Regions from separate parts of the Homo sapiens genome. Here region 1 is linked to region 2. A link is a contact called in ENCODE Hi-C data. All regions are on one chromosome and are shown on one strand. Each heading gives the region's core, a stretch centred on a gene start or an enhancer-like site at or near the end of the contact. The rest is flanking DNA. Distances are from core to core; before and after follow the strand shown. Region 1 holds the start of DGAT2-DT (DGAT2 divergent transcript). Region 2 has its middle 53 kb from the start of WNT11.

Evidence for each region. Hi-C counts contacts between places; a loop is a spot of excess contacts on that map. Pooled maps may share reads with other maps.
Region 1: a loop to region 2 is called in a pooled map, with 4 times the contacts of the local background. The contact joins the promoter of DGAT2-DT here to the enhancer-like site in region 2. A Hi-C loop is called at or near these places in 4 of 37 single-sample maps with no recorded cell type and 8 of 50 pooled maps.

What each region holds. Positions count from the first base shown.
Region 1 is chr11:75,767,397-75,773,624 of GRCh38, reverse strand. It overlaps DGAT2-DT (DGAT2 divergent transcript), which reads left to right and starts at 4,978. Exons shown (of 4, transcript NR_046090.1): 1 at 4,978-5,131. It overlaps DGAT2 (diacylglycerol O-acyltransferase 2), which reads right to left and starts at 4,847. Exons shown (of 8, transcript NM_032564.5): 1 at 4,513-4,847. The coding sequence starts at 4,633. RefSeq lists enhancers at 140-289, 5,044-5,544 and silencers at 4,528-4,767, 4,848-4,957.
Region 2 is chr11:76,150,171-76,157,151 of GRCh38, reverse strand. No RefSeq gene overlaps it. Among named protein-coding and RNA genes, the nearest start is that of WNT11, 53 kb to the left of the region's middle. RefSeq lists enhancers at 3,614-3,673, 4,574-4,663, 4,315-5,195. Within about 2 kb of position 3,696, at least 13 of the 41 ENCODE cell types and tissues checked have a DNase peak (open chromatin) inside an H3K27ac peak, as active enhancers do.

The DNA of each region.
Region 1 (6,228 bases), core at 3,729-6,228, 380 kb after region 2:
CCACTCTCTACAGTGTTGGGGGCCTGCTGAATGTGTAACACAGGACAAATGACAAGGACTAACATGAATGTCACAAGTTCACAAACACTCACACTCAGGTTAACTCAAACCCTCCATCCTTGAGAATCTGAGAATTCTGACCCTATTTTCCAGATAGAAGGAGTGAGATCCCCAGAGAGGAAGTGAAGCCCCCAGCCACATCCCAGAAAAATGTCAGGCCTGGAACCCCAGCTCTCGGGCTTCTAATAAGCCCTGGGAAGCAGTAAGGGTGACCATTGAGACTGGCTCTGCCCACTTGCCACTCAGCCTTGGAGCCAGCTCCTTGCCAGACTGTGGGTACCTCCAGGGCAGGGAACAGCTACAACCCCAGCACCCAGTCCCTAGCACAGGTGGTTACAGGGACAGAGGAGGCCCAAGGAAGGCTCGAGGAATCACACTGAAGCTAAAAGCAGGGCTTCCTCCAAGAGGAATGGGGCAGTCCCACTAATGATTCCTTCGTTTAACAGATACTTACTAAGTACCTATTACCAGTGCCAGGCACTGTGCTAGATGTCACAGCACTGAGAAAGACAGACAAGGTTCCTGTTTCCAAGGGACTCATATTCTTTTTCTGTTTGTTCTTTTTGTTTTGTTTTGAGATGGAGTCTCGCTCTGTTACCCACGCTGGAGTGCAGTAGCACAACCTTGGCTCACTGTAACCTCCTCCTCCTGGGTTCAAGCGACTATCCTGCCTCAGCCTCCCAAGTAGCTGGGATTACAGGCACACACCACCACACCTGGCTAAATTTTTTTATTTTTAGTAGAGACAGGGGTTTTACCATGTCAGCCAGGCTGGTCTCGAACTCCTGACCTCAAGTGATCCTCCCACTTTGGCCTCCCAAAGTGCTGGGATTACAGGCGAAAGCCATGGCACGCGGCCGGCAAAGGGACTGATATTCTTACTGGGGAGACAATTGCTTAAACAGATAAGCACGCATGAAAATTTAGGTAGTGATAAAGGCTATAAAAATAAAAGAAGATGTGGTGATTGGAAGTGGCTCTCTAGATTGGAAGTGGCTCTCTAGATAGGGTGGCCAGGGAAGACCTCTGAGAGGAGATTGACTGTTGTAAAGCCAGCCATGCGAAGACCTGGGCAGACAGGCAGCATATGCAAAGGCGCTGAGGTAAGACTGAATTGGGAGTAATGCTGCAGGAACAGGAAGACCACCATGCGTCTGCAGCATGGTGGGTGACATACTAGGAGAGGAAGTCGTGATGGCAGTGGAGGCTGTTCACCTGGGGCTTACTTCATAGGCCAGGAGGAAGAGTTTGGAAAGTCTGAAGTGTGACTGAGTGTGGGTAGGGGGCAACTGGCATTCACCTGGCAGCCAAAGCTCTGGGGGATCTTAGTGCTCTAATCCACTAGGGCAGGCTTGGGGAGCTTCCTCAAAAAGTTTGAGAAGGGATGAGCTGCCACCCGCACCATGGAGACAACCTTCACTCATTCAGCAAACCACTGAGCACCTACAATGCACAGAGCCCTGCACTCAGCCCTTCACGGCCTTGCAACCCTTCTCTTGGCTTAAGGAGTCAGGCCACAGACTGGGAGATGGATCTGAGTTCTAGCCTGGCTTTGATAACCCTGGGAAAGTCCCTTCTTTCTGGAGACTCCAGTGATCCCATCTGTAACATGAGGGTTGGGCCCGATCCAGCACTAATTTTTACAACTCAAGTACTTGCTGTTGAATTTGAGGGCAGGAGGGTGGAGGTGGGGCAGGATTTCAACACTGACCATTGAGTCACTGAGCCTGTTAATACAACATTACTCTTGGCCCTCCTTTCTCAGCCTAGATGAGCCCTTGGTGACGCAGCCCCAAAGTGGCCTCTATTCAGCTGGGGAAGTGATGTAGGTGAGGGGGGAAGCCACACGGAATTGGAGAGGGAAGCATGAGAGTAATGTTCTCATTCTGACTTAGGACTAGGTTAGGTGACTGTCAACCCTCAGTTCCCAGTTACCCCCAACAATCTAGCCACTTAGTTTCAAGCAGATCCACAGTGATGTGGAACTCCATCCTCACCCACCCCAGCCTGTTGCAGTCCTCAACAGCTGTCAGAAAGGACTCCTCTGCTACATCAAAACTTGCACCCATCATCCCACTCCTATTCCTGGCCTCACTCTTTGGAGCCGCACACAACAAATCAGCTCAAAATTTTACTGGGACCACCAACATCTCATGCTAGGTCCTGTGCTGAACCCTGAGGACACAGGCAGGTGTCAGAGGGCTCTTCTGAACGAAGAGCCCCCAATCCAAAGGCAAGGATAAAGAATAGGATATATATCCCTCCTGTCCTGATGAACTCTGCAAACTCCACGTCTGGCACAGGACAGCCCTCCAAGGATTAGGAAATATCAACACAGACTCCCGCTTCCCCCAGCATGCACCCACCTACCCATACTCCCACAGCTGGCCTTTTTTTTTGGCCAAGAAACCAGATGCCAAGGTATCTATTTCAATCTCTCACCCGTCACAGGACTTCCCTTCACAGAATCCATGGTCTCTACTTGAATACTGTCACTGACGGGCTGTTCACCAGCTCACAACAGTGGGACCTTACCCACAGAGGCAAACTAGGCCACTGGGGAGTATCTTCAAGGACCAAGGATCTAGAAGGCAGGTCTAATGGAGATGCCCAGATAACAAAATGTGCTTCAGTGCCCTCCCCTACTCCACCCAATCTTTCACCAAAGTAGATCCCAGAAAGCTGAACTGACTGGTTTGCATTTCATACCAGCCCTTCCTACATTCCATGATGTAAATCCTTGCACCCAGTTTAAAAAAAAAAAAGTTTTCAAGATCTGATAACAACATGGGGAAATGTTCCTGACATGATATTAAGTGGCTTGGTTAAAACCATTCGCTAGAGTACAAGTTCTCCTAAGGAACAAACTCTAAGTCAAAAACATGACAGCCAGGGTCACTGCCTCCTGGAAGACACAGCTCCCAGCCTGTGGATGGCAGAGCCGACGGAATGGGGTCTCCAGGAAGCACTACCACAGAGAACATCCCTATCCCACTGCCCAGTGCAAAAACATTTTTAACAGCATGAACAAGGGCAAGTCCATTCATCCATTGATGTCCCTAAGGACATCAAAGGACACAGGGAACAGAAAAGGACTCAAGTGAGAGAAGGGGCTGTCAGAGGCTACTGGCTGGATACATGGGGCAGCTCAAGCTGCTCGCCCCCGAGACAGGGCAGCAGCTGGGTTCCTCTTCAAGGGCTACGAGCAGCACCCACACCAAGAGGGGCAGATAACCACAGCGATAATCACACAAGAAGCAATGCCAATGCCTAGGTCACAGTTAAAGTGTGGTACAGCTGCAGGGTGGGTTATTGCAACCACTAGGACATTGTAAGTGATTCTGATTAACAGAAGGGAAACCTCGATGTTACATTAAGGGGGAGAAAACAAGATTCATAACTATATCTACAGCATGTCCTCAATTGTATCTATGCAATGTGTATAAAGAAAATGATCAAGAGATATACTAAAATGCTAATAGGAAGGTATCTTTGGATAGTCGATTTACCAGAAATTTTTTTCATTTGTCTATATTTTCAAAAATTCCATAATTAGCAAGCTTTATTTTTGTAACAAAGGTGGGCGGTGTAGGCGACCGTTAGTTACTAAAGAAAAATCCATGTCAGAGAGGCTCAGCAAACAGAATACAGACTTAGAAAGAGGGAGAGGGGCTTCATGCAAGACACACACGCAGACCAGGACAGCTGTGATGACTTCCCAGGGTCTACCGGATTTGTACTTGAATCCAGGGGTCAAGGCATCAGCTAAGGAAAACTTAGGCATGCTTCCTCCCACTTCAGTTTCTCCAGCTCTAGGTAAGGGAGGTGGGGGTTGGAAGAGTTGCTATTCCTCGCTTGGGAAAAGCTGCGGGGGGTGCGGGGCGGGGGTTGATTTCAACTCTGCGCGATTCACTGAGGACCTCAGTTCTACCTTGGAGGACATGCAGGGTCCTCTCCGCTGCCTTCTAAGCATGCCAGGCTCAAGAGTTGCTGCTATGTGGGCTCCAGAGCCTGGGCGAGAGGATGGATGTGGGACAGAGGACAGGGCAGACACACCTGTTCCAGTCGGGCATGTTCCCCGTCTGGTGGCTGTCTCAGGAGACGGCAAAACCCATACCATCCTGCCCATCCAGTCTATCACTGCCAAAGCTCGCTCTACCTGGTGAAGGGAGAGGGGAGGGAAGTGCCAGGGGTCACCAGCCGCAGTGGGGGCTGGGGAGGAGTTCTCGAATATCCCTAATAACTAAGAATGGTGGGTGGTACCGCTCCCACCTCACGGATGAGGGAAACAAGCTGGGGGGCGGGTGGAAAGCGATGTAACAGAGGTCGTAAAAATTGATGAGTGCCACAGTGGAGAATGAACGTGGACTCATCAGTACCCACCAGCCTGCCACAGGGCCCTTTCCAGAAAATCTTCTCGCAGGTCCATAACCCCTGCGCCGTGGCACTCACCCCATCTCCCAGACCCCTCGCGCGACAGCGCAGGTCCTCCGTGAGAGCGCTGGCTCCGGTCAGCCTCGGCCTGACGCTCGCCGCGCAGGACCCCGGAGTAGGCGGCTATGAGGGTCTTCATGGCTGAAGCCCGCCCAGTCACGGCCCCGCGGGAAGCCGCTTCACCCCGCGCCCCTGGCCCATGCCCCGGCCCCCGGGGCCAGGGCTTCGCGCAGAGCACAGGGGTCCCGGGACGGCGTCGAGGCTGGGCGGCTAGGACACCTGGAGCTGCGGCCGGCGGCCAGTGGTGGCGCGAGAGAAACAGCCTAGACCCCAGCAGAGGCGGCAGCCGCGGCGCTGGCGTCCCGGAGCGCAACACTTTATCACCTCACAACGGGGCAGGCGCCGACGCGGCGGGCGGGGCGGGCCGTTCTAAGCCGCCGCCCGCGCCACTTGCTTGTGGGGGAACCGCACCTGAGGCTCTGCTTGGCGCGGGCCCGGGGCTGGCCAGCAGCCTGCTCCGCGCGGATCCGGGGAATGCGTGAGAGGAGAGCAGCTCTGAGCCCTGCTTCCAAGGGGCGCGCCCGGTTATTCCCCTCGCTCCCTCAGTCCGACCCCGGGCGCTCCCCCGCGGAGATTGGTACGGCCCGGCGGCCAGTACCCGGGCGGGGAAAACCAAGCACGTGCGGTGCAGGCAGAGGGCGTGCAGGGGGTCGGGCCTTTACTCTTTAGGAGGGGCTGTCTTTTGGCAGCAAAGATGCGAAGGTCCCGCTTTTGGTCACTGGTATCAGGATTAGTTAGGTTAGGGCTGGGTATCTCAACCACCCAAACTGCTTCTGGCTTTCCATCTCTTTATTAAGAAACCTCACAGAGCACCTATACCCTGCTGGGTGCTGGGGACCCAGCCAGATCAGCCCAGGTTCTGCCCTTGGGATGCTCACGCTGGGGGGCAGCAGAGACAGCCGCACACAGTCACTGGTGACAACGGCCGGGACAAGCGAGAAACCAGGGGGCTATGGAACCACAGAGTAGAGAAGACTCTGCCCTGGGCTGGGGGAGTGGGGGCGCTGGTGCACTTCCCAGAGAGGTTGGTGCACAGCAGGTTTGGAATCAGATAGACTAGGAGTCCAGTTCTTGCCCTGCCTCTCTTGAGCCTCAGTTTCCATATCTGTAAAATGGGAATAATAATTATTATTTTTGTGAGGTACTTTGAGAAGTAAATGAGATAAGGTATAAAAAGAGCCTAGGTAGTGTCTGGCACATAGAAAGCATTCCAGAATGGTTTGCCCATTAATGAATAGGAATTTTGCAGATGGAAGGTGTGAGGGCAAAGCAGAAAGATAGGCATAAAGTGTTAGAAAAGCCAGCATGTTTGGGGCAGGGCTGGGGGCCCTGGAGTGGCTGGAGCCCAGGCAACTGTGGAAAATGAGGCTGAAGTGAGAGGCGCGGGTGCTTGAACTGAGAGAGGTTTGGGAGTGCCACTCTTGAGATATTGGGGGGGAGCCGGGTCTTGGGAGAGCTTTAGTAGGGAAATGGCTGGTCAGGTGGGTTTTAAGTGTCCTTAGCCATGGTATGGGAAATGGACAGGAGAGGCTGTAGGTCAGGAGGGCAGTGGGGAGGCTGTAGGGGCGGGGGATCCATGTGAGAGAGGATGAGCCTCAAGGCACGGCAGTGGTAGAGGGAATGGAGGGAAGGCCTGATCTAGGGAAGAGCATAGGAAGCGAGATCCACCAGCAT
Region 2 (6,981 bases), core at 2,447-4,946:
TTCCTGCTCCAAGGTGCTCAGCCTCTGCTGGCTTCCCTCTCCACACCCCACGGATGAGGTGCTCACCCCCTCTCCGGGGAGTCCCTTGCACCCTGTCCAGCCAGAGCCGTAAGAAGCCTTGCGTGGAGGGAGCATCTGCCTCTGGGTGGCCTCTGCCCACAGGTCTGGGGTCTACCCTTGGATCAAGCAGGACAAACTCAGCCTCCCTTTCAGCATCTAGAAAACCCCTGCTCCCACTCGTCCTTCACAGCCCAGGCCAAACATCATTGCCCTTTGAGGTTTTCCCTGCTCCCATCTCACTTCCAAAGTTCAGGAGCTCCCACATGGGGCAGTGCAGTCAGCCATTTTTCTCTAATCTATTCTCCCTATCTATTTTCAGACCAGATAATTTCTGTTAATCTGTCTTCAGGGTCAGGTAGTCTTTTTTCTGCCATCTCCAATCTATTGTCTAGCCTAGCCAGTGAATTTTCCATTTCAATTATACATCAAGTATGTGTGTGTGCATTTATATTTCTCTGTTGAGAATCCCTTTCTTTTCACTCATTAAGACCACTTTTTTGGCCAGGTGCAGTGGCTCATGCCTGTAATCCCAGCACTCTGAGAGGCCAAGGTGGGTGGATCACTTGAGATCAGGAGTTCGAGACCAATCTGGCCAACATGGTGAAACCCCGTCTCTACTAAAAATATAAAAATTAGCTGGGTGTGGTGGTGGGCACCTGTCGTCTTAGCTACTCGGGAGGCTGAGGTGAGAGAATCACTTGAATCTGGGAGGCGGAGGTTGCAGTGAGCTGAGATCGCACCACCACACTCCAACCTGGGTGACAGAGTAAGACTCCAACTCAAAAAAAAAAAAAAAAAAGCCACTGTTTCCGAAGTCTTTGCTAAATCCAACATGCCAACATGCATGCCACTGAGTCAGTTGCTGTTGTTTGCCTTTTTTGTTTTCCTGAGTGTAAGTCACATTTTCCTGTTTTGGTGCAGCTTGGAAACTGGGTTTTTTTCGTGCTCCTCTGATGATTGCTGTATTTATTCTGCTGGGGGGTCGTTTGCCTGTTTCAGCCGCACATTCTGTCTCCTCCACAGTGCCGAGCAGCAGAAACCTCTGCTCCGCTCCCACAGCTCCCACTCATGGCTTTTCTCAGTGTGGCTCCCAGGGGTCCCCTGCAGCTATCACTGGGCAGTCATCCAAGGATTGGGAAGTTTACATTCAGATTTTGGTGCTCACTTTTCGATGGTTCCCTTGCTTCTGTGGATTTTCCCCTAAATTTTCAGCTGCTCTACCAGGCTTGGACTCTGTTCTCTGATACCTCAAGGCAGTAAGACTTTTCACTTTCTGCTGGCTGCGCTGTATACAGGTTGGGAAATTCACTCACTGTTCAAAAAGCAGGACACTCACATATTTTACCCAGTCCAGAGCTGCTCTGTCTTTCGAGGGTAACTTATCTCCAGTTCCTGCCTGTTTTTTTTCACCAGGCCCTCTAGCATTGGAATATTTGGACAGAATCTGTGCTCGGGTTTCGGGCCTGAGGCCTCCTGCAGTTATCTCACTGCCAGGATGTCCCCTTTGATGCTCCAGCTGCCCTTACAGTTCTGAACTCTACTCTCTACCACCTGCTCCAGCCTCGGGGGTGTGAGAGTGCTGCCATGATTCTTACCTCTTCTCTTTGCCATTTTTCAAGAGTAAACTTTTTTTCCGGCTTTTGTCTTTCTAAGACACTTTCCAGGGGCTTTACATACTTTTTTTTTTTTTTAATACTTTGTCTAGATTCCATAATTGCTATCTGCAGGACAATTCATGCAGCCACGTCATACCACTGCCATTACAGGAAGTTTCTCCCACTGCACTCTTTTGAAAACCTAGGCTGGCCACAGGCGGTGGCTCACACCTGCAATTCCAACACTTTTGGAGGTTGAGGCAAGTGGATCACTTGAAGTCAGGAGTTTGAGACCAGTCTGGCCAACATGGTGAAACCCCGTCTCTACTAAAAATACAAAAATTAGCTGGGTGTGGTGGCACGTGCCCTGTAATCCCAGCTACTGGGGAGGCTGAGGCAGGAGAATCACTTGAACCTGGGAGGCGGAGGTTGCAGTGAGCTGAGATGGTGCCACTGCACTCCAGCCTGGGCGACGAAGCAACACTCCGTCTCAAAAAAAAAAAAAGAAAAGAAAACCTATGCTAGAGCATGTCACTCTCCATGCTGACAGCCCTTCCAAAGTTTCCCATTGCACTGAAGATCAAGTAAAAATTCCCTAGTGAGGCCTACAACACCATACAATAAATAATGTAGGGATTATTTCAAGGTTAAAAATTCCTGTAGAGACCCCCTAAGGTTGAAACCTGATTTTTCTTTGTAATATCGCCTAAAGAAGTCTGTGCCAAGGTGGGATCTTTTCCTTCTCCCCCTCTTTCCTGAAGCCTGGCACACACTGAACCCAGAAGTCAGAGGGGGCATTTGGGAATGCAGCCGTGGTGGAGTGAGAGACAGAAACACTTTGGGCACAGTGAGGCCAGGAGGGACCCCACTTGGCGCTGCAAATGGTCAGAGTCTGTCTGGTGGATGCGCTGCCAACAGGAGCCACAGCCCCTTCCACAGCCTGGACCCTCCAGGGGCTGAAGAAAAGAAAAGAAAAGGTTGAACTCAAAGAGGGAGGGAAACCCAGGGGTTAAAGGCATCAGGGGAAATAGTTCAGGGGCCAGAGAGTCTAGAGGAGAGGGCCTAGCCACAAAGGGCACCCAAGGATCTAGAAGGAAGACCCAGGTTGGGGACGGGTGAAGCCAGCCCTCCCAGGGCTTCCCACCTCCTCTCATAGGGTGGGCAGCTATGGCACAACCCTGAAATAAAGACTGTTTCCATGTCCTCCTGGGTCCTGTTTTTTCCGGGTGGTGTGGAGGACGGATGATGAATTGCAAGGAAGAATTATTATAGACTGTTCCATTCTTCCATTTTCACTCTCGAGAACATTTTACAAACTAAAAACTAAATATAAACTAAGGTCTATAGCTCTCCCACAACCATTAAACCAAAACAAGTTTACAAATTAAAACCACACAAAACTACTAAGCCAATTAAATTCATATTAGCAATATTAACGTGGTGGATGATATTTTGCTGAAACTAAATCACTGTCTATCCTGTGACCCTGGCAATCCTGCCACATGCCACACTGCCAGTTCCTCAGCCTTTAACATGCCCACACTACAGGTCAATGACAACTTATTTCTCTCCCTCCGAATCTCTAGGGCTCCTTTGTCTGGGCTGCAGGCCCCAACATCCCTGGGACTTCACTCAGCAGGAATGCTTCGTGCGTCCAGTCGCCTGCTCTGTCCCTGCTCTGTGGCAGTGAGAGCAGCAGCCGAGGCTGGGGTGTTAGTCATTCCTTTGACTCCTTCACCAATTCCCCCATTTACTGCCTCCAGGGCAGAGTGGATACAGCCCAGAACGATAAAGGGAGTTGAAATGCTGCCTGTCTGGAAAGCCAAGCTTTCCCCACAAGGCCAGGCTTTGTTGAGCAAGGAGAGGATGTGTGACTTCTGACCAGACAGAGCCTGGAGGACTTTGAATGTACAACCATCAAAACAAGCAAACAAACAAAAGCCATAGAGGAGAGAAAAATACACGCTGGTGATGATGTAGGAGTCTTCTCACCTTTGAAAGAGGAAGTGAAGGTGTGAACAGCTGCAGTGGGGGCTATTTGGAAGGCAGGAAGCCCAAAGTCAAAAGATTCGTGGAGCTGGAGAGAAGCACTTCCTCTCCGGTCCCTGTCCCCTTCTGGGTTCTAAATGGGAAACAGGGACCTGACTGCCCAAGGCCTGCCAGGAAGAGCCAGGCAAGCCTTCATAGAAGTCCTCCGTGTTCCTCAGGGTGCAGGACAGCCAACCAGCAGAGTAGAGAAGTCCATGCAGGTGGCCTGATCTCAGCAGTGAGGGAAAGTGGGCTAGGTGGCTGAGCCCCAAGGGAGCCGAGTGGGCCTTGCCCTGGGGCACAGGGTCCCAGGGTGAGAACCAAGGAAGGGCCTCTGCAGTGGGGCCGGCCCCTGACACCCAGATGAGCCACACCACGGGCAGGTCAGGAGACACTTGCCTGAAGCCTGGTCCCTGGGGCCAGAAGGGGTGAGGTCAGGAAATTTGGGGAATTTGAGCATTTACCCCCTAGGGGATAATCTTTAACTAGAGATGAATGAGTTGCCTTGAAGTGGTCAGATAAGCGTTTTGCTGCCAGCGGCCAAAACAGGTTCGGGTGAGGACAGTTACGGGGAAATAAAGTGATATTTCTGCACATTAGGGTTGTGGCTGTAAATTACACCCCATCACATGCGGTGGCTTCCTTGTGCCAGCAGGATGGGCCGGGACTAAAGCTGAGTCTATGGAGGCAGCCAGAGGGGTCAGGATGCACTTTGAAAAAAAAAAAAAAAATCACCAGGCAGTTTTGGGCGTTTGGGAGGGGGTGAAGTAGTGAAAAAAAAAATCATCAACGCTGAAATACAAAATACAATCATCAGGAAACACCCTGGGTAGGAGGGGCGCCGTCTGTAGATCCCTTGAGGAACTCGGACCACCGCCCGCGCCTCCTCCGCGCGGTGGCCCATCGCCCAGCTCCAGCCTCTGAATCCTTCACAGGAGCCGTGCTCTTCTCTACTCCAAGCCCCTGCACAGGCTCTTCGCTCGGCCTGGCATGGGCTGTGTCTGGGTTCAGGTCTCAGTTTACAGCTCACTTACCCGAGGCTTGCCTGAGATCTTTCCTGGTCGCCCGTGGTTTCCCCAAAGCGCCACTCCATGGCTGTTCAGCCAGTGCCGACCGACAGGGGGAGCCCAGTCAACGTGAGAGGCAGGAAGGAATGGCGGGAACGGGGCCCGCAGGGCTGAGGTCAGGCAGAGACGTGACTCAAAGGTCCTGATTTCAAGTCCTAGCTCTGTCACTTTTTAGCTCTGTGAACTTAGCCAAGACTAACTTCTCCGGGTCCCAACTGCTTCCTCTGTAAAATGGACACTCAACACACCAAGACGAATCTATCCAGTTTTCCTGAGCACAAGCTGTGCCTTAAAATCCCGCGCCTGCCCCGTGGGAGCTCATGGGCTACTGAAGGTGACAGATAGGGAAACATACACGTAGGGACATGTAGGAAGGGCTGTGCTGGAAGCACACACAGGTAGTGGGGGAACACAAAGGAGGGAGAGTGGGTGGGTGGAGAGTGGGGAAGACGTCAGAGAGGACTTCAAAGAGGAGAAGAGGGTAGCTGAGCTCTGGCATACAGGTGGACAGAGGTTTGCTGTGGGTTAGGGGGGAAGATTCTAGGCAGAGACATCATGGCGGCAAAGGCCCCAGGGCTGCAGGAGCAGGGCGTTCTGGGAATGGCAAGTGCATCCACCTGGCTGGAGGGCAGGGTGTGTGCCACAAGGCACAGCGGACTCCAGTCACCTGTCATCCATCATCCATAGCCAATCTTGTTTCCTCCACACCCCATTCACACCCTATCCCCAATCCCAGACAGATGCATCTCATCTGTAAATATTTCTCTATGCATCTAAGCAACAAAGACTTAAAAAACCAAAACCACAATGCTATTATCACACCTAAACAAATAACAAGTCCTTCATATCATATTTAGTCAGTGCTTCCATTTTGATTGTCCCTTAATTTCTTTTTTTCAGTTTGTTTAGTTTACAGGAACCAAGCACGGTTCATAATGGGATTGATTTATATGTCTCTTGAGTCTCTTGTTAATAGGTTTTCCCTTCTTCTATGTATTTTTTCTTTCAATATATTTATTGGAGAAACCAGGTGGCTCGTCCTGCGGGGTTTCCAACCGTCTGGATTTTTCTGATTGCATTTTCCTGGTGTTAAAGGCTCATCTGCCCTTTGAATTTCCCATAAACTGGTAGTTAGATCCAGAGCAGTACCACCCAATAGTAAATCATGTGAGCCACAAGTGCAAGTCACATATGTAATTTTAGATTTTCAGGTAGTAACATTTTAAAAAGCAAAAAGAAATGGATGAAATTAATTGTATCTTACTTAACTCAATATATTCAAAATATTATCATTCTAACGTCATCAATATAAAAATTAATACAAAAGAATTTACATTCTTTTTTGTACAAAGTCTCTGCAGTTCAGTGTGGATTGTGTTCATAGCACATCTCAATGTGGATTAGCCACTGTTCAATGACTTCAGAACTCCATGTGGCTGGTGTCTGCTGTCTTTGGACAGCACGGATAGATGCTTCATTATATTCAGGGTCAAACTTATGCCAAGGCTATTTCAAAGGTGTGTGCTTTTCCATCAGGAGGCATCAGGTGTCTGGTTGCCTGCCTTTCTGTGCCATTGATGAGCATTGTCTTAGACGTGCTCATTATTTAGGAGTTGCGAAGAGCTGACAGCCTAATTCTATGATCCCTTCTGAATCTTTTTACTTGGAATATTTATATAAGAGAAACTTCCCTTCACCAACTATCCAGTTAACTAGTGTGTACAATGCATATAGCAAAGGTAAGTAAATGTTGCTTTCTTTTATGTAACAGTTCTCATAGGGTGAGAGCTGTGTTTAGGACAGGTCAGGTGCTTGCCATGTGGAGAGTGGGCTAGAGGGCACAAGAGTAGCTGAAGAGCGCCTGGGGAGGAGGTGATTATAATCCAGGCATGCTGAACTCAGGGGCAGCAAACCACCCCTTCCCATAAACCTCAGGAATCTCCTTCAAAAGGCCCAAGAAGCTCCAAGCCACCTTCATGGTGCCCCTTCTGCCCTGGCCTGTACCCTGGAATAGTCACTCCAGTCAGGCCCCCATCCCAGGCTGTCCCTCTTCAGGGGCCAGGCGGGAAATTCGCCTGCAGCCTCCCACCCATGCAGATGGACAGCTCAGCCCACTCCTGCCCGGCCACCCTTCCTTGCTGTCCTCACCATGCCCTGGGGCTCCCCCTTCTCCCCTGTCACCCCAAATTTTCTCTGGGGCCTTGCTCCTTTCATTGTCCCGTCTTCTTCCT